Regions from separate parts of the Mus musculus genome. Here regions 1, 2, 3, 4, 6 and 7 are each linked to region 5. Evidence: chromatin loops called from intact Hi-C (ENCODE). Cell type or tissue: left cerebral cortex. All regions are shown on one strand.

Region 1 (4,000 bases), 110 kb before region 5:
GGTTGGCAAAGGCGGTGGCTAATTTCTTCCATATTTGCGTAGGTTTGTTTGCTCTCTCAGTAAAAGGGTACAAGATGGGATTGAGGCCAGTTATGTAACAGCAGCTCTCTAATTCTTTAATGTCTCTCTATGACTCAGACAGTTGATAAAAACTTAGATCAATTATTTCATATACTATTGACAGAAATAAGAATCTTAAACAGATCTCACTTTCAAAAAGGGAAGGATCAGAAGTTACATTTGGTTTTGCTCTGTTTTATTAACTCCCACTTCATGGTCCTGGGACTAAACCTAAGACCTGAGCATGTGTTGATCTACAACCACAGACCTTACAACAAACTATTCATTTTGAGACATACTGCAAGACATGGGTTTGGTTTGTTATGCTATGATGAAATACCATGACCAAAGCAACTTGGGGAAGGAAAGGGTTTATTTCACTCATCATTCCACAGAACAGCTCATCATCAAAAGCAATGAGGGTAGAAACTCAAGAAGGGCAGGAACCTGGAGGCAGCAGCTTACACAGAAGCCACTGAGGGGTGCTGGTGGCTGACTTGCTCCTCATAGCTTGCTGAGCCTGCTTTCTCATAGAACCCAGGACAATCAGCTCATGGATGGTACTGCTCACAATGGGATGGGCGGCCTCCACCATCAATCACTAAGAAAATGCTTATATCTGGATCTTATGGAAACATTTTCTCAATTGATGATAATTTGAAATAAAACTAGCCAGCATAGCTGCCCAAATGTAAACTCAAGATCCTCCTGCTTCCGCTTACCTAGTTCTGGGAGTTCCTGGTGGTCCAATACACCTAGCCGAAAGTGAGATTTTTAACCATAAACATCAGCATCAGTAGACACTAGAAAGTCAATACCAGGCAACAGAGACATGCAGTTACAGATGATTGTGAGCCTTGATGCATGCTAAGAATTCATCTCCAGTTTTCTCAAAGAGCAACAAGTGCTCTTAAGTGGTGAGCCATCTCTCCAGTTCCAAGTATTTGACTTTCACTAAACAAAATTGTTCATTTTGGGGGACATTATTGGGTAATCATTCAGCCGAAGTGTTTAAAACAAGAACAACAACTAAACATTATTTTCAGTTAAGCCCTGAACCAACCAAAACTATGGGTGAACAGTGTTTTGAACTAAGATGTATTGTCTCCAGCTTTAATCAATAACTTGCCCATTGGAAAAGACAAAAAAAAAATAATGTTAAAACTCACCAGAATTGCACTAAAATAGTTTGCATCGTAGAAAAAAAATGTTTAAGATGCTGTTTGCTGCTTGAAGCTGACTTGTTTTGAAAGCTGATTTTGCCATATGCATGAGCTGTCAATCCAGTGAGGAAATCAGAGTACTCCGCATCCCTGCATCTCACTGTGTTGATGTGGGAGAAGCCAACATTCTGTCTTCACCCCCTAGCCCTGACGGAGATGCGGAATGTATGTTTTCATTTTTTGCTCAATAATAAAAAACAGTAAGCAACAAAACAAGCTTTGGAGGAAAAGTTAAGAAAGAAGAGCAGTTTGTGAAAAGGCAATGGAGGAGACAATGAGGTGAATGAAAAGAGACTGTTCTACAACTCATGGCTCCCTGTCAGACATCAGGCTTTCTTTCTCATTTCTACAAGTTCTGGATTATGAAAGGTTCAATGGACAAGTGCAACACATATTAAGACAATCCTCCCGAAAAGTATTTGGCATGCATTACAGCATCAAAGTTGACTTCAATATTACATATCTCTTGCAATTGTCATTGTTATTTCTACCTTTCCCATGACTCAATTTGAATGATCCACAGGAACAGTTAACTGGCAGGATCAGGCAAAGTGAGAGGTCTTTTCTAAAAAGAAGTTGATAACCCTTCTTCAAAGAATAATCAAAGGCATATGTTTGCATACTTTTGAAATTAGATGCATATGTATGCACACACACACACACACACACACACACACACACACACACACATGCGCGTGCACACACCCTGACCATCATTTCATTTTGTATGTCTCATGTCTTATATAAATTTTGCCCAGTATTTCTCAGTGGGGAAAATACATAGACTAAAATAAAACAAGCCAGCACCATAAAGTATTTTAAGCTGAGTTGCTGCAAACCACGGGGGCTAAGACAGGAGACTGAAGGGACATGATTAACCCCAGTGACTGCTGGAAAAAGGGGGAGGAAAGACACCAGTGATACAGAGAACTGAGTAGAGCCAGACAGTGGTCTCAGATGAAGTCTACCCTGATCCCACTCTTCCAGGAACTTCATGATACCCTGGAAACTGTCCGATAAACTCTACATATCCAGACCTATACATTTCTCAAAAACTACCTTACAGTATAACCACTCCTATTATCTCTACTCTGTAAGTATAAAAAGATCATTATGTGATAGAGAGGTAACACAATACAGAGCTTACATTCACACTCAGACATACTGCCCTCGCATCAGCTTCCCCAACTTCTTCACAACGTTACCCCAATAAGTGCAATAAGATAAGATATTCACAGGTCAAGGAAGTATCCCATTATCCATATAGAAAGCATCACTCTGTGAACAGATACCAAGAGCTTTGATTCTCTGATATCCTCTACTTTGCTTTTTAGTTTGTTCGGTATGAGGCAAATGGCTATATATAAAACCCACTCTACAATTCGGTTATTTCTAAAGTTGTTGGATGAAACTATTCTCAGCAGAATATGCTCATTTTATTAGCAAAATTGAAATGTGTGCATTTCTGGCCCAAGTTTTGAGCTAAATATAGCAATTATATCCCACTGATGTAGGAGGCACTGAGTGACATCGTCCTTAGAACTAGGACTTTTCGAGGCATCTGTGGAAAGAGAATAGACACAAAGGAGTGTTGTTAAATTGAAGGTTCAACAATCCAAAACTTGGCTTGACTGACCAGTGTCTTCACACAGTTTTGGGGAAATGTGTGCTCATCTAAATAAAGCGTCAGAATCTCCTCAGAAAACACAATTCTTCCATCAGCAAAACCACACTCTTCAAACTACTTAGTACAACCATAGTGAGAAGCAGTACTGCCCTCCTTAAGGAAACTTATAAAGGCATAGGTTTGATTACTTCCGACATTAACTTCTTTTAAATATGGATTTATCAAGAATCAAGAAAGAGGGTAGGTGTGGACATTTGTCTACAGAGTTCATTGGCATTTCTCCAGTGAAAGAGAGAAAAGAAAGAAAGAAAGAAAGAAAGAAAGAAAGAAAGAAAGAAAGAAAGAAAGAAAGAAAGAAAGAAAGAAAGAAAGGAAGGAAGGAAAGACAGGAAGGAAAGGAGGGGGGAGAGAGGGAGGGAGGAAGGAAAGAAGGGTAGGTAAGGAGACCTGTAGAACTTAGCCTTGGAGTTCACAGTCTGTACCCCAACAAGCCATTTGACCACCCATTCCTAAGAAGCCAATTCAAACAGTGAAATTAATAATATAATTAAAAAAACAAAAAAGTAGATTTATTCAATGTGGCCACATTTGGGAGAGACAAAGAGACTCGGTGACCTCTTCAGTCCATCTTCAGATTTCTAAAATGACATTAAACTAAATACTAGGTACATGCCAAGAGTCCTTATTAAGACGTGGTCCTGCCCACCACTGATCCTTGTTTGGGCTTCAGTCTCATTCTGTGAAATGTTCAGACATGTTATGAATCTTTTTTGCTTTTGCTTTTGCTTATGCTTTTGTTTTTGTTTTTGTTTTGTGTTTTCAGAAAAAAAGTTCCCCATCTGACTGGAGCCTCCTCCCGTCACAAGATTTCTGTGACGGGAGATACTCTTGGGTCCGTTATTTCCATAATCTGATAGTCAGACTGAGCGGCATATTGTCTCTTTAGAAGCTTTATTTCTACCCGGCCAGTTACAGAAGCACTAAAGAAAACCCAATTTAGGCCAACAACAGACAAAATTGACAATGAATACACAGGGAAAGAGTATTACTTTCTTTAAGGTGATTTGTTTCCCAGCAATAGATAACTGAT
Region 2 (4,000 bases), 240 kb after region 5:
AGCAACTATACATTGACTTAGCATCCATAAGTATAAATACACCCATGGTATTTATACTTCCATGGTATAAAATACCTCCCCACAACAGCTACCATAAGAGAAGAAGCAAAGAACAGTAAGACAGATTACCTTGCTGACACTAGAAATTCTAGAAACATTCTGAGGCATAGAAGTCTTGGTGTCCAAGTTTTAACCAACCAGAAGAGTCCCATGGCTTCTATGAATTCTGTAGCACTCCCAATAGAATACCATCCTAAGTGTGGATTAATTTTTCTCCATGGCACAGATAATACAACTGGAAAAGACAAGTGCCACATCTTTCATGGAACTTGATAATTCTGAGACTGCCATATCCAGGGATCCACCCCATAATCAGCTCCCAAACGCTGACACCATTGCATACACTAGCAAGATTTTATCGAAAGGACCCAGATGTAGCTGTCTCTTGTGAGACTATGCCAGGGCCTAGCAAATACAGAAGTGGATGCTCACAGTCAGCTATTGGATGGATCACAGGGCTCCCAATGGAGGAGCTAGAGAAAGTACCCAAGGAGCTAAAGGGATCTGCAACCCTATAGGTGGAACAACATTATGAACTAACCAGTACCCCGGAGCTCTTGACTCTAGCTGCAAATGTATCAAAAGATGGCCTAGTCGGCCATCACTGGAAAGAGAGGCCCATTGGACTTGCAAACTGTATATGCCCCAGTACAGGGGAACGCCAGGGCCAAAAAAAAAAAAAAAAAAAAAAAAATGGGAATGAGTGGGTAGGGAAGTGGGGGAGGAGGGTATGGGGGAGGAGGGATAGCATTGGAAATGTAATTGGGGAAAATATGTAATAAAAATAAATAAATAAAAAAAAGAAATAAAAAGGCCTTGAGCAAAGTTCTTCAAAGGACAACTGGTTCTTAGTGTTTGTACTCCAACAAATGTCAAGTCTGATCCCTTCTCTGACATCTCAACTTCTCCCTTGCCTTGTGGTTCTCTGCTTGACCCACAATCCCTTGATTTGTTCTATTGAGTTGGTCATATGCAACTAAGAGAATTTCGGCTGACTTTGGTCGCCTTGGCTTGATAGCAGGAAGGAAGTCACACTGGGCCTTCCCATTCTGTTTCCAATAAAGGCTACAAAACAATCAGACATAACAAAAGGTCAAAGGCATTTGTGAAGTTCATCCCCTTTCCTTCCCACAAGTATCCGGGAGCATCCTCACCAGCACTGTCCATCAGCACACAGATCTGACAACCACATTTTAGAGTTCTGGAAACTTGGGCCACTTGTGTGACCAACAGCTAGCTGGAGATGTTTCTTGGTCAGACTTGGGACTAGCATTAGCATGACCAGAAATAATATCACGAAAGGATAAATAAGTTGAACCACCCAGAAGAATGAAATTCTCTGCTGCAAATATGTAAGAATAAGGCAAAGTTCAGAATGCCAAGGGGCTTCATTTTGAATGGACTGACCGGACTGGGGTTAATTTGAGAAAGTGTACTACACCATTTCTTTTACACACTGACGTAAAGGAGCCTCCCCACCCAGGTTTGTCACATGCCCTGGCTTTTTTTGAAGGTATTCCTGATGGAGACTTCCTCCACAGTTCGATTATTTTGCAGGATCATAACTTCAGAATTAGAAGCTGCCCCTTTGCTGCTGCATCTTGATTGACACTGACAAAGGGGAGGTTTAAGGACAACTCTCTGGTAGATAAAAGCTATGCTAGCCCCAGTTTGTTACATGGGAAACACTGCAAACTCGCTAGTGGTGTTTTCAGTATTACATAAACAGAACTGTCACAACATCTCTCCGTTGATCCATGAAAAAAAAAAAAAAAAAAAAAAAAAAAACGAGGAAAGAGCATTTGCAATCATTTGCTTTAAATTTGTGGAGAGAAAAGTTAAGATGAAGAAACCCTGTGGTTTAGAGTTGTAAGTAGCCATAAGACTTCAGTGCTATGGAATTTGGGATCTTTCAGGGAGTGGCTATGTCTGCGGGAGCATGTCTCTCTCTTGAGTTTTGGATTATTTAGAACTTAGACCTTTGTTCTATGTGAAGTGTAGGCTGGGAGTCCTGTTGTAACTTCCTTTGTTCATTTTGGTTTTTAAAAAAGTTTGCTACTCAATGGTCCAGCTGTTCTTTCCATCTTCACAGGCTCTTCCCAAAGTAGACAGCAGTGAATGAAACATAAGGTTATGTCAAAGAGTTATTTGTTGTATAATTGAGGTGATAGCCATTTAAATTTGGGGTAGTTTTCAGTGAGAGTCAAAAATTCTTTGAGACTATCTCATAAAGCTATTGTTATTTGTAAAACACCCAAACCTGGAGGATACTTTACAAGATGTACCCTTCCCCATTTCACTTGATTTACTTAGTTTTGCCCAGAAATGTAGGTGTTGAAGAGTCTTTGTAATATTTGAAACAGAAAATGTATTTACAGAATGTGTGAGCATGCAATTATTAAGGTGACTGCGCCACCAAGTGGACGAGTGTAAGGTTGTTGTTTATTGACAGAAGGAGTCTTGGTTTGAGTGTTGTGTGTCCTCATAAAGTCTTCAATTGTTCTTTTAGTCATACGTAAATATTGATGTTAATGCCTTTCAAAGCCGGTGTGTCTGTCCCCTCTATTAAAATCTCTTCCTCTCATTCCAACAACACTCTTAGAGATGATTGGTAATGAGAAACCCCTCCATGGCTTCTGCCTCTCCCCCTTCACATTGGAGAGCAGACAATCGTGCTGTAAGTGTCCATGCTGTGCAGCAGATTTCCAGGAACAGAACATGTGGTGTGATGGAAAACCATGACAATTATGATGGTCAAAGAACAGCTTATGGAGAAACCAACCAACCAACCAACCAACCAACCAATCAACCAGTCATCCAACCAACCAACCTACCAACCAGCTAGTTTTAGAAACCAGATGCTAAACTTCTCTATCACCTCATTCAGGGATGGGTTGTTTTAGTTTACTGTGTGACAAATGTTAGACTGCAGACGTCGAGCAGGTCCTCAGGATAGAACTGTTTCTGCTGCTGCTGCTGCTGCTGCTTCTCTTCTTCCTCCCCCTCCCCCAGAGACAGGTTTTATTCAATGAAGGGCTTTCCCCTCATTTCTCCAATATGAAGTCACTCTTCACTATATTTGCAAGAACAATCTCAACCTCAAGAGAATTAGAGTTAAATCTAGAAAATCAATATACAGGACTGTTGGTTAGGCTTGTAAGTATGTCTAAACAAGGTATTTATTTTAATAATGTCTAGTTTTAGTCTGCCTGCAATGAGGAGACTAATTGACATAAGCAAATAGGAAATATACATTCTGCTGATAAGTTAGTTTCGCATAAGGTTTACTGATACAATTTGACTTATTAACTTCTGTTCTGATTTTGAGGAATCACAGAAAAAATCATTTACAATAAATTTCAAGAATTAAGAGTTTTAGTTTCTATTAAATATTCTGAGGAAGGGGCTTGACTAACAAAACAAGTAACCAAAGCTTATACTCTTAACCAAAGCTCTAACTCTTCTCTTATGTTCATTCATCAGCAGACACAGCACTTAGTTAATAACTTTGAAGAAAATATTCACAATTTTCAAAACAATTGCCTTGAGCTCTTCTGTCTTACAGAAGGAAGGTCCATACCTTCTCCAATCTGAATATAATCTCTAGGACTTTGTATATCATCATCTAAATCTGGGGAAAGTAAAATAAGATCTATATTGACCCCAAAGCCTATAAGGGGATGTTCATAGTGACTCTCTTTATCATCTATAGAAAATGGAACTATCCTAATGTACCCCAGTAGTGAATAAGCAACGAAGGTTCCCTCCAGGAGGTGAAATGGATCAGCCCGATGGTACAAGCTAGTGATGCACACACCAGCATGGATGGCTATCAAGGACACCATGTCAGGCTCAGAAGGCTGTCTACTGTAGGAATCCATCACACAAAATTCTTAAAAAGCAGAAGTATGAGGATGAAAAATGCAGACCAATGTTTGTC
Region 3 (4,000 bases), 310 kb before region 5:
CAAATGAATCTAAGATTTTACACGCCATTCTAAAGTTAAACACAAACAAATGCAAATATCAACCCTTGGCTGTTTAGTTGATGACTGGAACTGATTGTTTTCTTAGCTTTATTAGTGTCCTAAAAGATAAACTGTGAGTGACCAAAAAACCAAAAGATCGTTGCAAAGTCATTATTATATTATATACTAAAAGAGGTGAGAAACTTGGGTACTTGTGAATAAAGATTATCTACTAGGTTAGCAAATTAATGCAGCGATTAAAAATAACACTCCCTTTAATAAGCAAGGCTAAATTTCTGTTGCTAATGAGCTCCTCAAATGGCTATTCATTAAGTGAACTGAAAATATAATGAGTTCAAATATTTTTCTATACTTGGCTTATTTATTCAAAACATATTTTGTACCTTTACCAACAAAAATATCTCATAAACTTACTGGGTACTTGTTTTGTTTTCTGTCATCCGAATGGATGATCCCAGCAACCATTGGTTACTCAAAATGTGCTTTGATCTGCATAAAATAATCTAAAGCTTTGGTCCAGCAGCCACATCCAATTTATTTTATGATCAAATGCATGGGTAACTCATCTATAATTAATTGGCTTGTAACTGGTGTCAACAGCCTTCACAAACTAAAGAATATTTATCTTGTTTTGTATAAAATGACAAAAGAGAGATGGGTAAATTAGATAGCAATTTTCTCCTCAAAACATATTTAATAATTGCTGGCAGAACTGTAAGCAAAGCATTATCTTTTGAATTACTTTCCAAAATTAATTTTAGACAGACTGTATTTACTGAGATTCTCATATATCATTTTATAGTTCAATAACAAATATCAAACAGATATTTCAAATGCTCAACAATGCATTTAATGACTTTTAACATTTTAAACGTTTTGCTGTTGGCGTGTATGGGCTGCAGTTAAAACACAAATAAAATGCAAATTTATTTTTTATTTTAAGTTTTAATGTGTTTCTGTTCATAAAATTCATGAGCCTAAGCAAAAATGTTGTATTTTCATTTCATTCCTAAGCAATTAAATTCATTAGCATGTTTATGATACAGTTATATTTTTAGCTTCCTTAGTCACATATATATTATATACGTGGCATTTGATGTTATTACAGGAGGCATTTAAGACTGTATGCCAACATCTAATATCATCAGTCAGTCAATACCTCAGACTCAGCATACAGACCCAAGATCAACTAGCTTTTATTTATTTGTGTCCCTGTCTTTCTAGGTCAGTTTTCTACTTGCAAAATGAGCATACTGCCTCATAGGTAACCTTCAGCAATATTATAAAGGCAAACATGACATTTCCCAAGTATATATAGGTAAGGTACTAGATACACTACTGCACAAAAGATTAGATTGTGCATGTGTGTATGTGCACACACACACACACACGTGTGTGTGTGTGTGTGTGTGTGTGTGTGTGTGTGTGCATACAGACAACTTGCTATGTGTATACTGTGTACTATCACAGTCTCTCCCTGGCTGGATTTCTAATTATGCCAATAGAAGGTGATGATTAATACTGTCCTGAGGGCTGGGACTGTAGCTCTGTGGTAGAACGTACACTAACCATGCCTGAAGCTCTGAGTTCTGTCTCGAGCACAAGAAAAACAACTAAGCAAGCAGGAAAACAAATAAATAAATAAAAGGGGTGAGAAAATGCTCTTAGCATACCTCTTGCCAAAAAATATCTGCAGATGAAATCTGCCTCCACAGTGGCCTGTTGACTATTACTAGTTTGCCTGGATGGCTCTATCTTTCTTAAGAGTTCCAGGCGTAGGAGATGAGAACACTGCTCACTGTTGTCATTTCAAGGGAAAATAGAAATAGATCACCCCGCATTCTCAGAGAATAAGTTTTCCTTGAATACTTTAGATCTGGGATATACTTTTGCCACCCTCTGAATAACAAGTCTTTCATTTAGCTTTCTCAGGGTCTCGTTGACTATGTATTGTGTGAAGCAATAATGCCGCACACTGGAAGTTAAAGACAAAAACATGACATAGTCCCCTCTGTTACTGACTCTATCCCTTTAAGAAAAGGGAAGAAAGCGTGACAAACTGAAAGATACTATCTTTGTGTGATAAACGTTTTGAACAAAGCAAGCCTGGTGAATGTGGGAGAAGGATCTACAGAAGTTGCAATAGAGTGCTCACAGACGCTGTGTGTGGAGATGACTCTTTCCCTGAGCTCGGAAGATGTGTAAACGTAAGGCAGAGACTAACAAATGCAGAAGACATTCAAACCAGAAAGAGGTAGAGAAGGGAGACCTTGAGGAAGAAGGTGGATAAGAGGCCTAGAAACAGGAAGTCTAAGTATGAAGGCCAGCACAGGTAATAAGGGTAGACCCGGAGTTAATGAACACACCAGTCCTTTCCCAAATGGAAGTCAGAATGCGAAGCTTATGAGATGTCCTCAAACACCCAAGGTAGAGCTACCACACTACAAGAAGGACAGACAGAAGGGAAAGAAGAGGAGGAGCCTTAGAGTCTTCATTAACTCCAGTCTCACCTTTTTTTTTTTTTTTTTTAATACTTGCTTCTAAAACCAACTTGCAGTCAGCAACCCTGCTAAGGCTGTGGTGTTAGCGTTGCTCAAATTGTTTCTCAGAAACTTAGAGCTGCTTTTGTGTCTCTCAAATCGGTTAAAACCATAGGCCCTCGGGCACCTGTCCAGATGTTCATCAGGTAGCCATCTGAATCAGAGGGCCCCCAAGGCTCCCTCAGAGCTTGTCAGAGCTGCCACTCTCTAAGTGAATGGCCTATGAGGCACCGAGGTTGATGCTTCCCCCTGCAACATGAACTTCTGTCCTTTTGAGAAGAATGGCATTGCTGCTGCTCTGACACCACTGAAAGCAATTCAAGAGCTGGAGAAAATTAACAGAAGTAAAACACATGTTTCACATTGTCTGTGTAATTTTATTATTAAAACTATATATTATCACAAACTAATAAGATCAATTATGCCTCACTGTAATACAATCAATATGTTGGCGTTACAAATAGTAACTTTTTCTTTACAGAAATTAAGGCAGCAAATTTTCACACTCAAATCTATATCGAGGTGAGAAAAATCTACCTCTGTTTAGCTTTAATCATATCATACATTCTAAGACAGATATTTTTAGGTCCTGGCTTCTGTCTGCGTTCTCTTGTGGGCCAAGGGATATTCATCATTTCCCTTTACTTCTTCAGTCTAAAACTGTAACCTGCTGCATCACTCTTCATCATGAATGGTGTAGGAGGAAGTGGAATCAACAAAAACAAGCATTTCCTGCTTACATTGTTTAACTTTATATCATGTTCCTTTTTATATATATATATAGAAACTACCCAATTCTGAAACACAATTGTGTCAAATATTTCCATAAAACATTCTTTTATGCAAACTTACAAAAGACCTATTTGAACAGTTTATTGCAAGAATTCCATTTGGGAGATGTAGCTGCCAATGCAAACTGCATAAAAGGCATGACTCACACAGCCAAACAAGCTCCGTGCAAATCAGGACTACTTCAAAAGCCTTAAGGCTGGAACGCTAGGAAAGTCAACAGAAAGGAAATGAACTTGCTTGCTTTTTCATTATCAAGCTGAGAAGAACTGGCTGAGGAAAAAAAATGATTGACAAAAGTAAGCATTCACTGAAAATGAGCAGGTTTGCTACTGAAAGAGGAAGCTGACACACAAAACAATTCCAGTCAGCTTCTCTCACCCAATCCACACTGTGAGTGAAGAATGTGTAGTCAACGTCAACTTAATAATTTGAATTTCCAGTCCAAAGGGAGTAAAGGGAACCTTCTAGAGTACTCCCCCATTTTCAAACCGCAACTCAAAAACAAAACCATTGAAAATATTTTGTTCCATTTTATTTGTGAGTATTTGAGTATGGGTCTTGGACACGCCATGGAGCATGTATGTCTCATAGTGAGAGAACATTTTACAGAAATTGTTTCTGTCAACACAGGACAGTGACTCTCTGGT
Region 4 (4,000 bases), 490 kb before region 5:
CCCTCTAGTACAAGCAACACCTCTGTCCCACCCCCTTATATGCTAGACATGCACCCCGAGGTCATCATCATCCTCTGTCCCCTTTCTTTTTTAAAATACAGCCTTACTTATATTTGCAAGTGGAGCCTAGGATTGCCCGGGTGCAGATCTACCCTTTGAACTGAGGCTTTCAGAGGGCAGGGAGGGAGCTCTACTGCATTTCATGAGTGCACTGCTCTGTGGTTCTGACCACAACACAAAGGAGGCAAAGTCTTTTAGATCCTTGACCATGATGTCTAAGTTAAATGGATCCTGACTTTACAGATGCAAAGCCTTCACTCTCCTTAATCCCATCTACTCCAAAGCACAAAGGCAGTCCCAGCTGTGTGTTCTCCCAAACTTTCTGAGAAGGAACACAGAACCATCCTATCGTTTCAAGTGTCATGAGACTGTCCATCCATCATGGGAACCCTGCTCTGCAGACTTCTGGAAGCACAAGCAGGAAACAACACTTTCCTCCTCCTAAGCTTTCAGATCATCCTGGGATTATACGTCTTTGCCATTATAACCAATTCCAGCAGTTCTTAAGTTAGATGCACAGTCCGTGGTTTTAAAATCAAAATGTTTGTGACCTGGCATCAGGTATCTGGCAAAGAAAGCAGTTGTGTGGACAGCCTGGACCAGGGAGGGCCTCTTCTTTGAGTATGTGGAGATTGGTCTGCTTGTTGTTTTCTTCTGTACTTAGGGTCAGACTTAGGATGCAGACATGCTAGTTAAGTGCTTTACCTCTGAGCTACACCACCCAGATCACTTTCTCAATTTGAGACTATGCCTCAAAAGCTTCCCAGGCAGGTCACGGAGTTGAGATTTCCTATGTTAACCTCCTAAGTAGCCAGCATCACAGACTTGTGCCACCAGGTGGAAAATTCTTTTAAATTACTGCAATCAAGATAAACATTTGGTTTTCTGGTAGGGAGACTGTAGTAGGTGGCATCACTGTCTAGGAGGAAATATGATTCAACTTCCATTTGCATCTCCCTACTTGATGCCTTACTTGGGAGTTCCTGGAAGTTAGGACTTTCCTATAGCATCCTCAAACACAGTGGATGATGGATGCCCAACATACTAATACAATGTTTGCCCCACTACTGAGCTCTGCTTATGCACAGTGAGAACAGAGCTTCTCTGAATGCCTTTTCCTCCTTCTCAGTCCTGTGGCCTTTCTACTGCTTCCAAGGATTACATCTCAAATGTTTTTGGACTCCAATTTATGTTTTTCAGAGTTAGTTCCTAAGGAAATGTAGAAAAGAACATATAGGAACATGAGTATACAGCATACAGTATACAGAAATGGTTCATTTTCTACATGTTAGCTGCAGTATTGGGTAACGCAGTTGATTTTTATCTCTTGTCCAAAATTAAGTCTTGTTCCTAAGTCTGGAGATTTTATATATATTTAAAACTGGAGTTCTAAAGATTGCAAGGGTTTGGAATTAAGACCTAGCTCCCAGAATTGCTGAAGTCTCTTAAAGAAATCCTCAGTTATCTCTGGCTTCCATTTGATAGCCATCTAGTTCCTCAGTTGGGTGTTAACATGGACTATCCAGTCTTGTTTCCTTGTGATCATGTGTCTTAGTTAGGGCTTTACTGCTGTGAACAGACACCATGACCAAGGCAACTCTTATAAAGGACAACATTTAATTGGAGCTGGCTTACAGGTTCAGAGGTTTAGTCAATTATTATCAAGGTGGGAGCATGGCAGTGTCTAGGCAGGCATGGAGCAGGAGGACCTAAGAGTTCTACATCTTCATCTGAAGGCCGCTAGGGTTTCATTGCCCACCCTAACAGCAACATACTTCTTCCAACAAGGCCACACCTCCTAATAGTGCCACTCCATGGGACAAGCATATTCAAGCCACCATATCACGACTTGTCTGTTCCATACATTCTGTGTGTGTTCCTCCTTTTTGGTGTGAATGATACTCTGGGGATTGCAGGGCTGGGGACAAACTGCCTGTGGCTCAGCATAGGTCAGCTTGCCTAGCTGTTTCTCTTTCTGAACAGTGAAAATAGAGCCTTCTCTCTGCAACTGAAACAGAGTCCCATCTCTCTACAGCGGAAAGGTGGGAGGTGTAACAGCGGCGACTGTCATCACCATATCCTGATAGTAAGTTTCGTGGAAGGGAAAAGAGCTATTTGTATAGTCTGAAGACTTTACACATGAAATGGCAGGTCATCTTAGGAAAGTTTTTGTGATGAGGGAAGAACCCAGAAGACACAGCGTACCGTAGGTGTCTTGGCCTACCAGGGTCCCTTTCCTTCCTTGAGGCTGCCATTCGCCTTTGCCTTTTACTATTTTTACATTTCCTGTATGGCTATTTTCTGAACAGAAAGAATTTTCGTTGTGACAAGACAAGGCTGTGAGTTTCTGGCTAGTGTCTAGCTGCTGAGCAAACACTGAGGTCATCAAAGGAAAGGCCAGAGAAGGAAAACACAGGCTTCCTGGGCTAGGCCTCTGCTTCCCCTATTAGTCCAGGCCTTCTGGGAATGAAGGAAAAGCAACAAGAGAAAGAAGGTGCTGGAAGTTACCCGGTGTACCAGGCAACAGTAGGCATACCATGGCTGTCCCAGCAAAAGGGGGGGGGTCTTAGTTCATTTATTTGCTTTTGTTCCCCCCCCCCCATTCTTAGCCCATTTCAAATACTTCAGAGAGGTCTGTGAAGATAAGAGTCTCAGAGTGAAGAGCAGTTTTCAATGCACAGAGGAAGGACAGTGCCATTCCTCCCTAACCTTCCACAGGGGCTAGAAAGTCAATAGGTGGAATTTAAGTAGGATTCTAATCAATACAATGCTAGGGCAGCTTTCAGCGGCTTCCTCGGTCGCAGTAAATTAAGACATGAAAGAATTAGCTAAGGCATATAGTTTTCATTTGACTTTGTCTTGGGAGAAGTTGGCTTTGTTCCTTCGTTTTAGTTCTGTCTTTCCCGCAGGTGCTGTGTGGGTAATCTATGCACACACCTTAATTGTGAGGCAGATCTTTAAACCGGTCAATATTTCCTGCAGATGAGCAGTTTTACAACTGAACATCTTGTATCTCCTGGGGTTTGAGCCACAGCACCTGCAGGAGCAGGCAGCAGCCTGCAGAAGACACAGGGGAAGGGAGGGCTGTCACCACACACTTCTAGGACACACTAGCTTCTTTTCTTGTAATCCTAATAGTGCTTTTGGCAGTTTTATTCCCTCTACACACGGTTTTCTTGTAATACTTTGTTAAAAGAAACCCAGAGAAAGCAGTACTCTGGCAAGGGCAAATTTGAGAACCAAGGCTATAGATGCAATGTTGACACACAACGTCAGCACTGTATCTCTTTTCTAAGAACTGCTGTTGGGAGAGCCCACATGGGACTCTAGAGCAGCTCAGGGCAAGAGGGAGAATAGAAGGAGCCTCAGTCACAGTAGAGTTTCTTTCTTACTTGTTCCTTCTGTGATCTGAGAGTTAAATGCTAAATGGCTAAGTCCCTCAGTGACAAGAACCCCTGGTGCAAGCATCAGGATTAGTAACAAGGGAGATGCTGGGAGAAGGTAGGGCATGTACTTCAGGGTTGAGCTACAGTTCCCAGGGATTTCAGGATGGCTATGAATGCATTGAGAGGAATTTCTGCAGTGTTATGGCGGATGTTGCTGACTAGGCTTGGAAAGTGTGTGGCAAGGGAAATGAGAGGAACACCCATGTCACTAAACTGCAGGTGTCATCTAATTTCACAGGAGAACAACCCAAGGATGGAGCAAGGAGGGCTTCATTCCTTGGTGGAGTTTACTTGCTTAAGTCTGCCATGATGTCAAACATTTTCCTAAACTCCAACAAGACATTTGATTTTTCAAGTATGCACACGGCGATAGTAATAGTAGTAGTAGTAGTAGTAGTAGTAGTAGTAATAATAATAATAATAATAATAACAACAACAATAATAATAACAATGAAAACAAATTTTTGGGATAGTGTTTCAAGTAGCACTGATGA
Region 5 (4,000 bases):
CCCTTTTCCTCTTTCTCAGATCCACCCCTTTGTTTGCTTTTTACCTAAGGATGTCTATGGATGAGAACATTGCATTTGTTGAACTGCACTCTCCTTTTGTCTTCTTAACAAAAACAATTCATCTGTGTCTGATTTATTGTTTCGATTCTATTCCATTTATAACAGCCTCCGGTCCAATTAGACTGGGACAGAAAGGAGACAAGTGCAAAGCCCTTGGTAAAGAGGGTGTGTTTACATCCTTGCCTCCATCATTTGGTAATTGGCAAGAGATTTCAAGGAGGCTGTGGCTCTGCTCATACTGCAAGTTCAGTTTGCGCTTCCAACTGGACAAAATATAGACACGGATGCACTCATCTAAGTAATTGGATTCACTACCTGGAATATTTAAATTGTTTTCAGACACTGGAAATTGGCTTAAGAAGATTAAAGTAAAATACCCGGAAGGATAACAGGCTGTAATTTACGGAGGTGGGAAATCATTTCAGTTAGAAGACGGGTTCATTCTCCTACAGTTGCTCCTGATAGGAGATGTGTTAATCATTAGGACTGGAATCTCTTTAGATCCTGACAGCTCAGGTTTATTCGGGTGAGTGGTTCTTATCAAACCCATTGGATGACACCCAGGAAGCCACATCGATAGGGTAATGTGCATTCCATTGGAGGTTTCTGTCAGAAGCCTTCAAGTGTTCTGAAGGTAACTAGGGTGGAGGGAAGGGAGAGGTCATAGGAAGTCCTGGAGCCGGCCAGGATCTCTCCTATACAGCAACGGGTGCAAGTAAACCGGAGGGTGAAGTTGTGGGTCTATTTCAAAGTGAAGACCTAAGCAAGCTTGTTTTTCAAAACCTGGCCCTGTCTCTAAGTCCATCCTGCGCTCCTCGGCCCCAACAGCTACTAGTTTGCTCACCAATCCGTTTCTGGTGTGCACCAACAGCCCTTTCTAAGGCCCCTCACTCTGCAGTCAGGCGCTAAAGTTTGGCATCAACGACCACCTGTCGGCTGTACTGCTGTGTCCTCTGCTGCTTGGCCAGCATTTTAAAAAAATGCTCAAGGGTTAGCAGTAACTGCAAGGTTTGGGACCTGGATAGTAGCTAGTACTTCTTGAAAGAGGGCAAAGGAGGTAATAGGATGCCTTAGCTAGCTGAGGTGGTGGGGGATGCATCTAGTACTCTCCAGCGCTATCCAGCTGCTTCTAACTTCATGCTCTTTTCAAACTCTCAGGACCTGTCACTGGGTAAAACATGTCCCTTCGGTTCCACTGGCCCCAAAGACTTAAGTCCCTCAGGAGGTGCTGGCCAGACCCAGCAAAGATGTCAACTCTAAACCCCCTAGGAGGAGGAGAGCGCGCGGAAAGCTGCCACCCTCTACCACCCACCCAGGCATCTGGCAACCTGTGCGCCCTAGGCTGCCCGCTCCCGCTCCAGCGCCCCATTGCATAACGCGCCCCTCGCCCCACCCCCACGCAGCCCGCCCTAGGGTGCCCGGTCCGCACCCCACTGCGCCGCCCCTCACTTACATCATCCCACTTGACGAATTTGGTGCCCTTCTTGAGGCTGTCGGACACGCACACGGGCTTGAGTTGCAAGGCGTGCACTCCGGGCTGAGCCCCAGCCATCTGGGCTCATCGGGGCTCCGGGCGGCCCGGGCGAGCGCAGTGGAGACGGGACGCGGAGCTCCGGGCGCGAGCGGGCTTGGCTCTCGATTCACCAGGCTCTGGGCTTCGCTGCCCGCCGGCCTCCGGCCTCTTGGCCTCCGCACCTCTGGCCCGCGCCGCTTAGTAAGCGGGACGACACGCGAGGGTACAGCAGCCTGCCATGCCCCGGGCGGGACGCAGGATCTGGAGCCCGCGGTGACTGTAGAGCCTCGGGAGACGCGGAGGAGCAGAGCCGGGCAGTGCGAGTCGCCCGCCGCTGGATCCTGCTCGGCCGCCGCCTGGAAGCGCACCATTCAGCACATCCTCTGTGCACAGAGGGAGCGCGCGAGTGACACGCTCCGGTCCCCTCCTCCCTCCGCTCCTCCCGCCCCTGCTCCGCCACCCTCGCTCGCGGTCCTCCTCCCCCAGCTCCCTGCCCAACTTTGCGCGCTGGGTCAGCAACGGGAAGCGGGGACGCAGCGGCACCTCCCGGCTCCCGGGCCCCACTGCAGCCGACGCCTGCGCCGCACACCCTCTGAGCATGCCCGGTGCCCCTAGCCAAGGCTGGCGTTTGGGGGGCTTTCTGGGAAAGATATGGTTAGTGGTTAATCAGATCCTAACCAGTATGTAAAGAAGAACATTGAGGCAGAACGGGGAGAGAGCCCTAGGCTTTCTTTCTCTCTGGTGCTTTCCGGCCTTTTCAAAGAAAGGGTTCTTATTTTGTATAGAGAAGCACTTGAGAGGTTTAGCTCAAGAACTCCAGAGAAAACTTGTCCTGCCAGAAAGTTTGAAGCCTATAACCTAGATGGCCCACAAACAGTGTTTAGGAAATAAAAAGCTCGGGGAGGGGGGCAGCAAAGCTTTTATTCCTTAGAAAGATGAAAGGAGTGGGGCCCAGGGCCTGGGACAGGGTGGGAGTCATATAGAATCATAGGTATAGGGATGTCATCTTCACTCACAAGGTTCATACTGTCGAGTGTTTTAGAGGTTGTAGAGCATCTAGAATCTCCGTCCATCACAAAGGTGGAGGGTGGGGTATAAAGTGGCAAGTATACTTCAGAAAATAACCACTAATAAAGTTAAAGATTTGTGTATCACACAATCCAAAACTTCTGCTCCTAGATGTTTGCTCAAGAGAAAGGAAACCATACCCAAAGGAAACTTGTCCAGCAATGGTAAAGGCAACTGAAACTTGTAAACGTCAAACAATAGGTGACTAAAAAAACAAAGTTTAGTTAAGTTTCTAAGTTCCCCAAACTATTCCATGATGAGAAGGGACAGAGACTCCAGAACATATCCATGATCACACAAAGTTTAAGCCAAACAAGAGCGTGCAACAAGATGCCCTCTGCAGGGTCTGTAGAAATAATCCAGGTATTCTGTGGTGACAGAAAGTAGATCGAACAGGTACCTGTGGCCAGTAGCGAGCAAAATTTGGCATCAAGGGGAACCTTTGAGAATGATGGGAAGATTCTGTACCGGCGTATTTACATTTGACAAACCTTGTACGACTAGACACATAAAATGAGTGAATTTTATTCTAATAAACACTGCCCTAAAGGTTGGTTTTGGAAAAGAAGAAGCAGTATGAAGAAGAGACTCCAGTAAAATGGTTTTAGACGGTCAAGGCACTTGCCAGCAAGCCTAATGGCCAGAGTTTCATCCTCAAACTCCACATGGTAGAAGGATAGAACTGACTCCTCAAAGTTGCCCTCTGACCTACACACCTACACCTTGGTACACTAGGACATGCACACACACACACACACACACACACACAGAGAGAGAGAGAGAGAGAGAGAGAGAGAGAGAGAAGAGAAAGATGGCTTTCAATCTTTTTTCTTTGTGTACTTGGTTTTCAAGTTCTAGTGCTGCAATGAAACACCATGACCAAAAAGCAAATTGGGAAGAGCAGGACTTATTTGGCTTACATGCATCATTGCAGGAAGTCAGGACAGGGCCAGAAACTGGAGCGAGTTGCTGATGCAGAGGCCATGAAGGAGTGCTGCTTACTGGCTTGCTTCGTCATGGCTTGCACAACCTGCTTTCTTATAGTCCTCAGGGATATCACCATCCATAATGGGCTGGGACCTCCCCCATTGATCACTAATTGAAAAAAATAATCCCTTATAACTGGAGCTCATGAAGACATTTCCTCAATGGAGGCTCCTTTCTGATAACTCTAGCTTGTGTCAAGTTGACACATAAAACCAGCCAGTACACCAGGTCGCTGTGGGCCAAACTTTATAAACTCAGCCAAAAGACTACTAAATAGAAATAATCTAAGGGTGAATCCCAGTGGTTTACCTGATATGTATAGAATTCTGGTATAAATCCCAAATGTTACCTAAATATACATTCATAGATCAA
Region 6 (4,000 bases), 470 kb before region 5:
GGGTTCCATTATTTGTTATGTTGTAAAACACTTTCCTAGGCAGAAAAGCCCCAGCAATTATTTGCTTCTTATTGCTCATTGTCCCATTGTTTGGGAAGTGAGCCACTGATATAAAAGGCCACTTCTATGACTTATGTTTTGTGTTTGGTTGGGCTGCCATGGAAACCGGAAGCATGGATCTGAGCCTTTGTTAACAGGAAGGACATTTTTCACGCGGCTTCCTATTTCAGGTATGTGCCTGGATGATTATTTTTATTTTCAAGTCCCCAGAAGAAAGAAAACACCCTTCCTTTTAAACATAGTCATATATTTTAACTGTATTTTAATAGAACACTTAAAAAAAATCATTGTTTGAAATTGTACACTGCTTCCTAACGGAGCAGAAAATGTAGCTCAGCACTTGGCCGAGAGTGGAGTTCCCATGTTTGCAGAATGAAAAAAATGAAGTCATAGTTCCTTGTCTAAGTTCATTTATAGGAAGCAAAGGATACTATTTTAGAAAAATGGATTTTGAGAAAACAAAACAATGCGTAAGAACATACGAAAGATCTCTGTACCAACAATACTTGGGATGCTTAGACACAGCTTTGAAATTAGCTCAAGAGCTCAGGTTTAAGAACATCAGAAATCCTCCTGAAGGACTTTATTGGTGTTTTGCCACTCATAGAATGGAGACAGGAGCAGCCCAGTTATAGGCCTCCAGAATTGTATTTTGCTTATGAAAAGGAATGCCTCTGACTGGAGGATGCCAGTGTCTGTCTGTCTGAGTTAGACACAAACTTCTCTTGCTTTTCCAGATAGGCAAGTTGACTTGGCCAACTTTTTGGCCGTGAGAGGAAGATTTAAAATCTTTGGCAAAAAAATTTTCAATGGTACTGCTACCTAACTCAAGTACATTCAATTTCATTGCATTTATGAACCCCAAGTGGGATACCCTACTCTACTAGGAAATGTCTCTCTCCCTGGCATCATCTAGCAGACACAAGCTGATCTTATCGAAGAGCATCATCCGCCACTGTCTGACTCCTCAGTTCTTACTTGTCAGTTTTCAGTGTCTCTCTCTGAACAGACACACCTTCCCCTTGGGTGCACTGTCTCCTCGCTCTGTACTTCTGTTCTCATCCCATACTTCAATACTCATCTGTGTTGTGTTCTCAGCTGCACAATTATCTCTGCTGTTCCTTGAGCACTGGCTAGAACTTGCACTGTTCTGGATATGTATTTGTATGTGTATATGATGTATATTAGAACTTGTCTAGTATATATAATATGTAATATGCAATATATGCAAGTATCTGATCTAAAAGAGGGAATCTTGTTTCAGACATCTAATATAAAACACCTTTAGTGACCTTCTGTTGCTACCATGACTTGGACTTTTAAAGATTAAATTAAGAATGTTAGTATAATTTGAAGTATTATGGTGTGAATTAGGGCAATTGGTGTAGGAAGCATGACGCATTAAGGCAGATGTGAAGGGCTGACACTTTTCTTTCTCTCTCTCTCTCTCTCTCCCTCTCTCTCTCTCTCTCTCTCTCTCTCTCTTTCTTTCTTTCTTAGATTCATTTATTATTATATCTAAGTACACTGTAGCTGTCTTCAGATGCACCAGAAGAGGGTGTCAGATCTCATTACGGATGGTTGTGAGCCACCATATGATTGCTGGGATTTGAACTCAGGACCTTCGGAAGAGCAGTCGGTGCTCTTAACCACTGAGCCATCTCTCCAGCATTATGTTCTTACATAGGCAGTCTTAACAGAGAAATGACGCTAAGAATTTCTGATGTCAGCAATAGTATTTCCAGATCCCATGATCTTGGTAACATCATGTCCACATGTGAAATAAATAAAATATAGGAGATACATATCGACTGTGTATGTGCATATACATAATATACTCAAAAGGACCACACACATTAATATGGAGCACTTGCTATTTGCAAAGCAAGCACCTCCTGAATATTTTTATTTGGTCCTTGGGACTACTTTTTACTGTTAACATTTTACTGACATAACAAGGTGCTAGGAAGTCTCAAAATTTTCCCGAGGTCCTTGGTAAGCCAGCTACAGTGGTGGCAGCAGGCACACTTTGAGTCCGAGTGGTTTGAAACTATAACTCACACCATAAACCCACGATCTTAATGTTCATATTCATTTCAGGATGGTAGTTTTATTTTTCTGCATTACATACTTGTGTATTTAAAGAATCATTTTATGATGAATTTGTATTTAACATTCAAAGAGTTTTAAACTACATTTTATTAAATTATTATACTCTAATAGAGCCCATAGATTTATTATCATCATTATCATTTTCTTTTTAGTATTTTATTCTATGTGTATGATATTTTGCCTGCATGTATGTCTGTGAACCATATGCATGTCGAGTACCCACAGACCAGAGAGGTGTCAGATTCCTTATAATTAGAAGTAGTTGTACGTGGACGCCAGGAATCAAACCTGGGTCCTCTGGATGAGTAGCAAGTGTTTAGCTGATGAGCTACCTGCCCACTCTAGCTAGTGTTTTATAGTACATTATTAACCAGTACATTTTAGACAGTCAGCCCTTTTGCATATTTTGTCTTAGAATCATAAAACAAACGTTGAATTAGCCAGAAGCTATGGAACCACTACAAACGAATTGTTCATTGTATATTGAATTCTTGTGCCAATTCTTGAAGTATAATTTTAATATAGTGATTTTAGAAACTTCCACTCCAAAATGATGATGTTTCTAGTTTGTTTTCAGAATTTAAGGCACTGGCCTGCAGCTACACAGAGGCATTCCTTTAGAAACGTTATCTATAGCATTCCTTAGACGATACGTTCAAGTCTTTAAGCAGAAAATAACTTGTCTCCCTATGTATTTAATGCATATCTCCCTACACACTGTAGTAAAATTTATATTTAAAACAAATATATGGATTTATTTCTTATTTTCTTCATTGAAATGCAACTGCACAGGCCAATGTCATGGCAAGACTATAGTGTAATTGCAAATGTCACCAAGCCCTTTCAAGTTAATAAGCCTTAAATCAAGGGAATTTGGTACTGATAAATTATTTCAATTCTCAGAGAGCTTGTGGGTAGAATAGTAATTTTCTGAATATGAAAAGGTTTTCACAGGTCTCACTGGAAAATATGTTTGGATTATTAATAGAAGGCCAGTAATTGCTTTGTCTCATTTTAGGTATCATATTACTTTTTTACCAATTAGGGTAACTTGAGGCTAGTGACTGTACTCTCCAAAGGAGAACCCTCTAAAGCAATGTGTTATTCCAGCAAACCATGTCAGCCAGGGTACAAGTTCAAGTGCATTAATTATTCCTAACAACGTGCACAAAGATAATGTTTAAAAAATCTCAACAGGATATCCACAGCATTTCTGGTAATGTGGCTATTTACAGAACACAATTAAGTTCAGTTTGAATGACGGCTGGCTATGAAGCAGAATCCCACTTATGCAAAATCATCTACCATTGACGTGAGCCCCTTCCTTCTCTGGAATGTGTAAAATACCCACAGGCATATACTCTGGATCTTTTAGTTAAGCAGTGACTAGTCCCTATACCTACTGTTCTGTACATATGAGATGACCACAGGATTGTTGAAAAGTGTTTGTGATGTGCTGGAGACAGCTCACAGAAACATTTATTTCCTGTTTTTGAAATGGTCTTGGGTTTGTGCATCTTAAAGAAGGCATTTGAATTCTACAAGTCCTGCAGATAAATTATAGTTTACAATGAATAATGATCTTTCAAAACTATAATGGAGGTTGATTGTATCTTAAAATATCTTCAGTTTATTTTCACAAAATTGTCATTACATTTAATTTGCTTAAGATAAGTATTTTTTTCCAATTTAAACATAACTCCTACTGCTTGAATCTCATTTTCCTTTAAATCATCTTCAGTTGATATTGGGCTGAAAATGTAAGACTATAATAGTCATAGTAAATTATAAAGACTCAATTTATGTTTATTGACTGAATTTCCAGAAT
Region 7 (4,000 bases), 540 kb before region 5:
CAATGGCCTTTGAATTTTTGTCTCACAAGTGGTCAGTTTCAAACTAATGTGAAAGAAAAAAATGCCAATCCCTTTCATAAACAATGCAAGTCATTTGTCACTTCACTCTTTTTTTTTTAAGTGCTTTATAACACAGGGGAGAACTGCAAAGCCCAGAACCCATCAATGATTGCATTAGAAGTCTGCCAATCTCTTGTCTTCCCTTCTGCTGATGTGGTCGATGATGAAGTTTAGAAGCAAGACTCTGCTGAAAAGCAGATTTGCCTCACGTGAAAGCCAGTGTAATACCTACCCAAAGATGAGCTGACTCCTTATCTGACATCAGGCTGAGGCAGGAGACTGCCTTGAAATCTCTCAGTGGGCCTAACCGATAACTTGAGGCTATGAGCTGACAAGAGTTTCAAGTGGTGGTCAGAGAGTAAAGTGACCACAGAGGAAGGACTATAGAGATACAACAACATGACTAGCTTGGAAGCTGGAGGGAGGGGGACCTGTGAGCCGGTGGGTGTGAGTGGCCTCTAGGGCTTGAAAAATCCTTCCTAAGAGCTTCCCGAAAGACATCTTCGGTTTATTCCAGAAGCTTTCTCAGAAACCTTTCGACCTACAGAATTTGTGGTTAAGAGTGCCACCGAAAAGCAACACAACATAAACCATCCAAAGAGAGAAAGCTGAAAGCTGAAAGCCCTTCTAGGCCAATTTCAGAGCAGCAGATCTGCGAATCCACCCATCCTGAGCCTGGCAGCCCCTCACTCACCAGCTCCTGGAGACGAAGGCTCGAACACACTGGAGGAGTCGCTGTAGGTGTTGGAAGCTTGCTCTGAAAGCTTCTTCTTACCACTTCCCTCTGACGACTTGTGCGACTTCTTCTTGTTTTTCACCAAGATTTTATACATTAAATCCATAGGGCTTGGAAGAGGTACCCCAGATTCCAGCTATTTAAAAGAAAGCACAGCCTTTAAAAATACTGTCCTTCCTTCCAGGCACCTCTCTAATCCCACTGCTTTGGATAGCACAGCCTCTAGATTGGCATCTACTATATTCAGCATAGTTCACGAAAGCATTCTAATTGTGCCCTGCATTTGTTTTAAATAAAAGATGCTTTTAAATGACCTAACTCATTTTCTACAATGAAACTACAAAAAAAAAAAAAAATGAGGCCACGGAAATGTACAGGTAGATTTAATGGTCTGACCTTGGACTCTCAGGCATTTTCTGACGGGCCCTGCAAGTCCAATCATTTTACTGCAGATACATAAATCATCTCTGACCTGAGTCTTTGGGAAAAGGCCAAACATTGGACAGAAAGAATTGTTGAAGTTGGGTAAAAGTTTCCAAATAAGTCACTGTTTCAGACAAAGCGTTAGGGGCAGCAACATCTTGTGTTGGTTTCGGGTGGGCTTTTAGCATCAGCCAAATCAGACATAATTTCAGATTTTCCTCTTGCCCCTAGATCTGAGCTGTCTTACTGAGCCTTACTTCACTGTTGCAAGTTTGTCCATATACTGGGAAATCAACTTCCCATGAGAAGGTTATAAGTTACTGTATCAGGGAGCATGTGCAAGACACAAGACAGGCTTATTTTTAGAGAGGCCTTTGAAGTCCCACAAGCTGGCCCTCTATCCTTTGCTTGCCATGAGTCTGGGGACCAGTATGAACTCACTTGAAAATATGCAGATACTGGGCCAAAGTGTCCAGGAAGAAGAGGCTTCTTTAGGTTCTGGCTGCTCTTTGCCTTTATGAACAGGGATGGGGCTGCTACCCATCCACTGGGCAGGGTCCTCTTACTCAGGAGTCCCAGGGAGATGAAGAGAAGATCTTCCCTTGTTCTAAGCTGGGCCCCCTGAGGACCTGAGCCTGGGACCTGGAGTTCGTATGCTCCATGTCTTATATAGCTTCAAGCACAGAGAGCCAGGCTTCTACTGCTCTAGGCTTAAGAAGCTAAAGATGTATGGTGACATGGTGACAGGCTTTCAGTCTGAGCTTTAGCCACCAGTAGTCTGGAACTGGGCAGCTGTCATGATCCTCTGCTTCCTGCAGCAGTGATCAGCAGCAAGGCACTATTGCCTGCTTGTGCTCTATCTCCTGAAAGAGCTTAGGGTGTAAGGACCCAGAGCACCTAAAATCCTAGTATTATAGGTCTCGATCCTGGGAACTTAAGGCTTAGCTTTCTTTGTAACGATTTCTATTAAATACGGCCCAGTTTCCCTTCCCTGTTCTTTACAGTTCATTATTCGTCCAGCACCTTTGTTCCTCACCTTGGTCACTCTTTGGAATCCCAGTGTCATCTGGTGCTACTCTGCTGCTGCTCCTACCAGCTCCTCTTCCTATCCCCAGTTCAGCCTTAAGAGAACAGCAGGCTAGAGAATTGTCTTATGGACTGCTCATGCTGCAACACCAGGGGGCAGCACTGAAGGCCATCTCTCTGTGGAGTCACAGTTAAACAGCTTGCTTCCATTCTACAGTGGTGAAGGGGGCGTGGCAGGTGTGTCCGAAACCCATTGCATTGCAGAATTCCCCACACCAATTAAGTACTGTGCTTGCGCTAACCACAAATTTCTGCTGGGCCACCAGGAACTGTGCTCCCCTCTGCCGTGGGTGAATATGGCTGTTCAGAGGTCGCTGAGGCTGGTGATGGCGAGAAGTCTGGTGCCTGCTGTTTAACACAGAGGTAGCGAGAATCGTTTTGCTTTGGCAGCAAGAAGCTGCAGTTTCAGCACAGCTCCCTCAAGGCAGGCATATAATGCTCAGGGCTGTCAGGCTGCCATAAGGGCAGGCCAGCTGGCTGCTAACGAGGGGCTACTTGGCCGACAATCCTCTGTTCAAGCAGCCAGACACCCTGGGCAGGGCTCACAACTGTCCATTAGGGAATCAGATTTACTCAGCTCCCCAATATCTTGTTTAAAGGAAAAATAAGCAATAAGAGAGAGGCTTAAATAGTATTTAGTGACTATTTATTCTTTGCTGGATACCCATGGGGAGAGTTGGGGCATTTCATCGGTTCATGGATGCAACTGAAGTTGAGTGTTTTCTCAAAGGTAAATGTAGGTGGTGGACAGCAGGTGGCAGAAACAGGCTTAGGAACCAGTATTGCCACATTTTGCATTCACTTCCAAAGGGTGTGACAAAGATCCATTGGGGGGTGGGGGGAGATGGTGGTATTTACAGAGTGCTATCTCCTCTTGGACTGTCTTTTATGAGCTGACTCTCACTGCTGAGGACTTTGTAATCTTGACTGACAACTGAAACATTCTCTCCTAGAGGGAAAGAGGGAGGCTGATGATGTTCCGGAAGTAAGGGAAGTCAACAAATCTCACACACTCAGGAAGTTCCTGAAACCTACAAGCTTCTCAAGGCCTCTTTCCCTAATTATACCAGCAGTATGGACTGCTTGGGGTGGGGTGGGGTGGGGTGTGAATCGGGAGAGGACTGTTCAACCGGTCTAGCTGCTGACTTGTCAGGCAGGGAGCACCAGGGATATAGCATCCATGAGTTGATGCCCATGCTGAAGTGGGCTTTTGGATTATGTAGTTACCTTTGAGTTATTCACACCACTGTCAACAACCTTTCATCCATATTCCTATAAGTAACTCCCTGGTACCAAATTAGACTTTGGTGGAATTACTACTTTGGCTTGTCCTCAGTAACTTATTTGGGGGTTAATAGACATTTGTTCACAAACACTAATGGTGTCACTTTAAGCAGAGGAGGGATAAGGCTGGATAAAGAAAAGGAAACAGACACATATTTTCTGACACCAGTCAGCTCAGATCTCGCTGATCATATATCTACAGAGAGGACATATCTCCCCAGCTGTAACTGATAAATGTTCTCCTTCAAGGGAGCAGAGTGCAGCTACTTACTGGGTATTTTTCCAGTGGTTCCATCAGGAGGGCATCACCAAAGATTAATCGGCAATACTCGGCCATCTTGGCTTGTTGCTTCGGGCTAAGAGCAAAAAGAAAGAAATTATGGGGTTTATTCAGAGAGGTGTCCTTTGTAT

What was found. A loop is a pair of places that touch in the nucleus more often than their neighbours do. Peaks named below come from ENCODE experiments on the same cell type or tissue, not always from the same donor. Only the 100,000 strongest peaks of a DNase experiment are listed, where the experiment ranks them.
Region 1: a loop joins it to region 5, with 2.9 times the contacts of the local background. A loop is called at or near these places in 2 of 42 quality-filtered maps.
Region 2: it touches region 5 in a loop (3-fold over the local background); 9 of 42 quality-filtered maps call a loop at or near these places.
Region 3: a loop joins it to region 5, with 2.5 times the contacts of the local background. A loop is called at or near these places in 2 of 42 quality-filtered maps.
Region 4: a loop joins it to region 5, with 2.9 times the contacts of the local background. A loop is called at or near these places in 7 of 42 quality-filtered maps.
Region 6: it touches region 5 in a loop (3-fold over the local background); 5 of 42 quality-filtered maps call a loop at or near these places.
Region 7: it touches region 5 in a loop (5-fold over the local background); 28 of 42 quality-filtered maps call a loop at or near these places.

The regions. Positions count from the first base shown.
Region 1 is chr2:134,892,382-134,896,381 of GRCm38, reverse strand. All of the region lies in intron 2 of Plcb1 (phospholipase C, beta 1), which reads right to left. Among named protein-coding and RNA genes, the nearest start is that of Gm39941, 23 kb to the left of the region's middle. In left cerebral cortex, no CTCF peak of the experiment used is centred here; DNase peaks (open chromatin) are centred at 1,390, 2,136 and 2,730; H3K27ac peaks cover 2,077 bases.
Region 2 is chr2:134,548,444-134,552,443 of GRCm38, reverse strand. The region is part of intron 1 of Hao1 (hydroxyacid oxidase 1, liver); the gene reads left to right. Among named protein-coding and RNA genes, the nearest start is that of Hao1, 3.9 kb to the left of the region's middle. In left cerebral cortex, a CTCF peak has its summit at 2,470 (motif pointing left); a DNase peak (open chromatin) is centred at 2,480.
Region 3 is chr2:135,092,510-135,096,509 of GRCm38, reverse strand. All of the region lies in intron 3 of Plcb1 (phospholipase C, beta 1), which reads right to left. Among named protein-coding and RNA genes, the nearest start is that of 4930545L23Rik, 120 kb to the left of the region's middle. In left cerebral cortex, no CTCF peak of the experiment used is centred here; DNase peaks (open chromatin) are centred at 1,894, 2,110, 3,215 and 3,535.
Region 4 is chr2:135,273,570-135,277,569 of GRCm38, reverse strand. All of the region lies in intron 9 of Plcb1 (phospholipase C, beta 1), which reads right to left. Among named protein-coding and RNA genes, the nearest start is that of 4930545L23Rik, 60 kb to the right of the region's middle. In left cerebral cortex, no CTCF peak of the experiment used is centred here; a DNase peak (open chromatin) is centred at 2,201.
Region 5 is chr2:134,784,145-134,788,144 of GRCm38, reverse strand. It overlaps Plcb1 (phospholipase C, beta 1), which reads right to left and starts at 1,981. Exons shown (of 32, transcript NM_001145830.1): 1 at 1,514-1,981. The coding sequence starts at 1,612. In left cerebral cortex, a CTCF peak has its summit at 2,115; DNase peaks (open chromatin) are centred at 326, 681, 1,502 and 2,044; H3K4me3 peaks cover 2,344 bases; H3K27ac peaks cover 1,904 bases.
Region 6 is chr2:135,255,503-135,259,502 of GRCm38, reverse strand. The region is part of intron 7 of Plcb1 (phospholipase C, beta 1); the gene reads right to left. Among named protein-coding and RNA genes, the nearest start is that of 4930545L23Rik, 42 kb to the right of the region's middle. In left cerebral cortex, no CTCF peak of the experiment used is centred here; no DNase peak of the experiment used is centred here.
Region 7 is chr2:135,322,555-135,326,554 of GRCm38, reverse strand. It overlaps Plcb1 (phospholipase C, beta 1), which reads right to left. Exons shown (of 32, transcript NM_001145830.1): 13 at 3,861-3,945; 14 at 755-932. Among named protein-coding and RNA genes, the nearest start is that of 4930545L23Rik, 110 kb to the right of the region's middle. In left cerebral cortex, a CTCF peak has its summit at 2,395 (motif pointing right); DNase peaks (open chromatin) are centred at 2,415 and 2,772.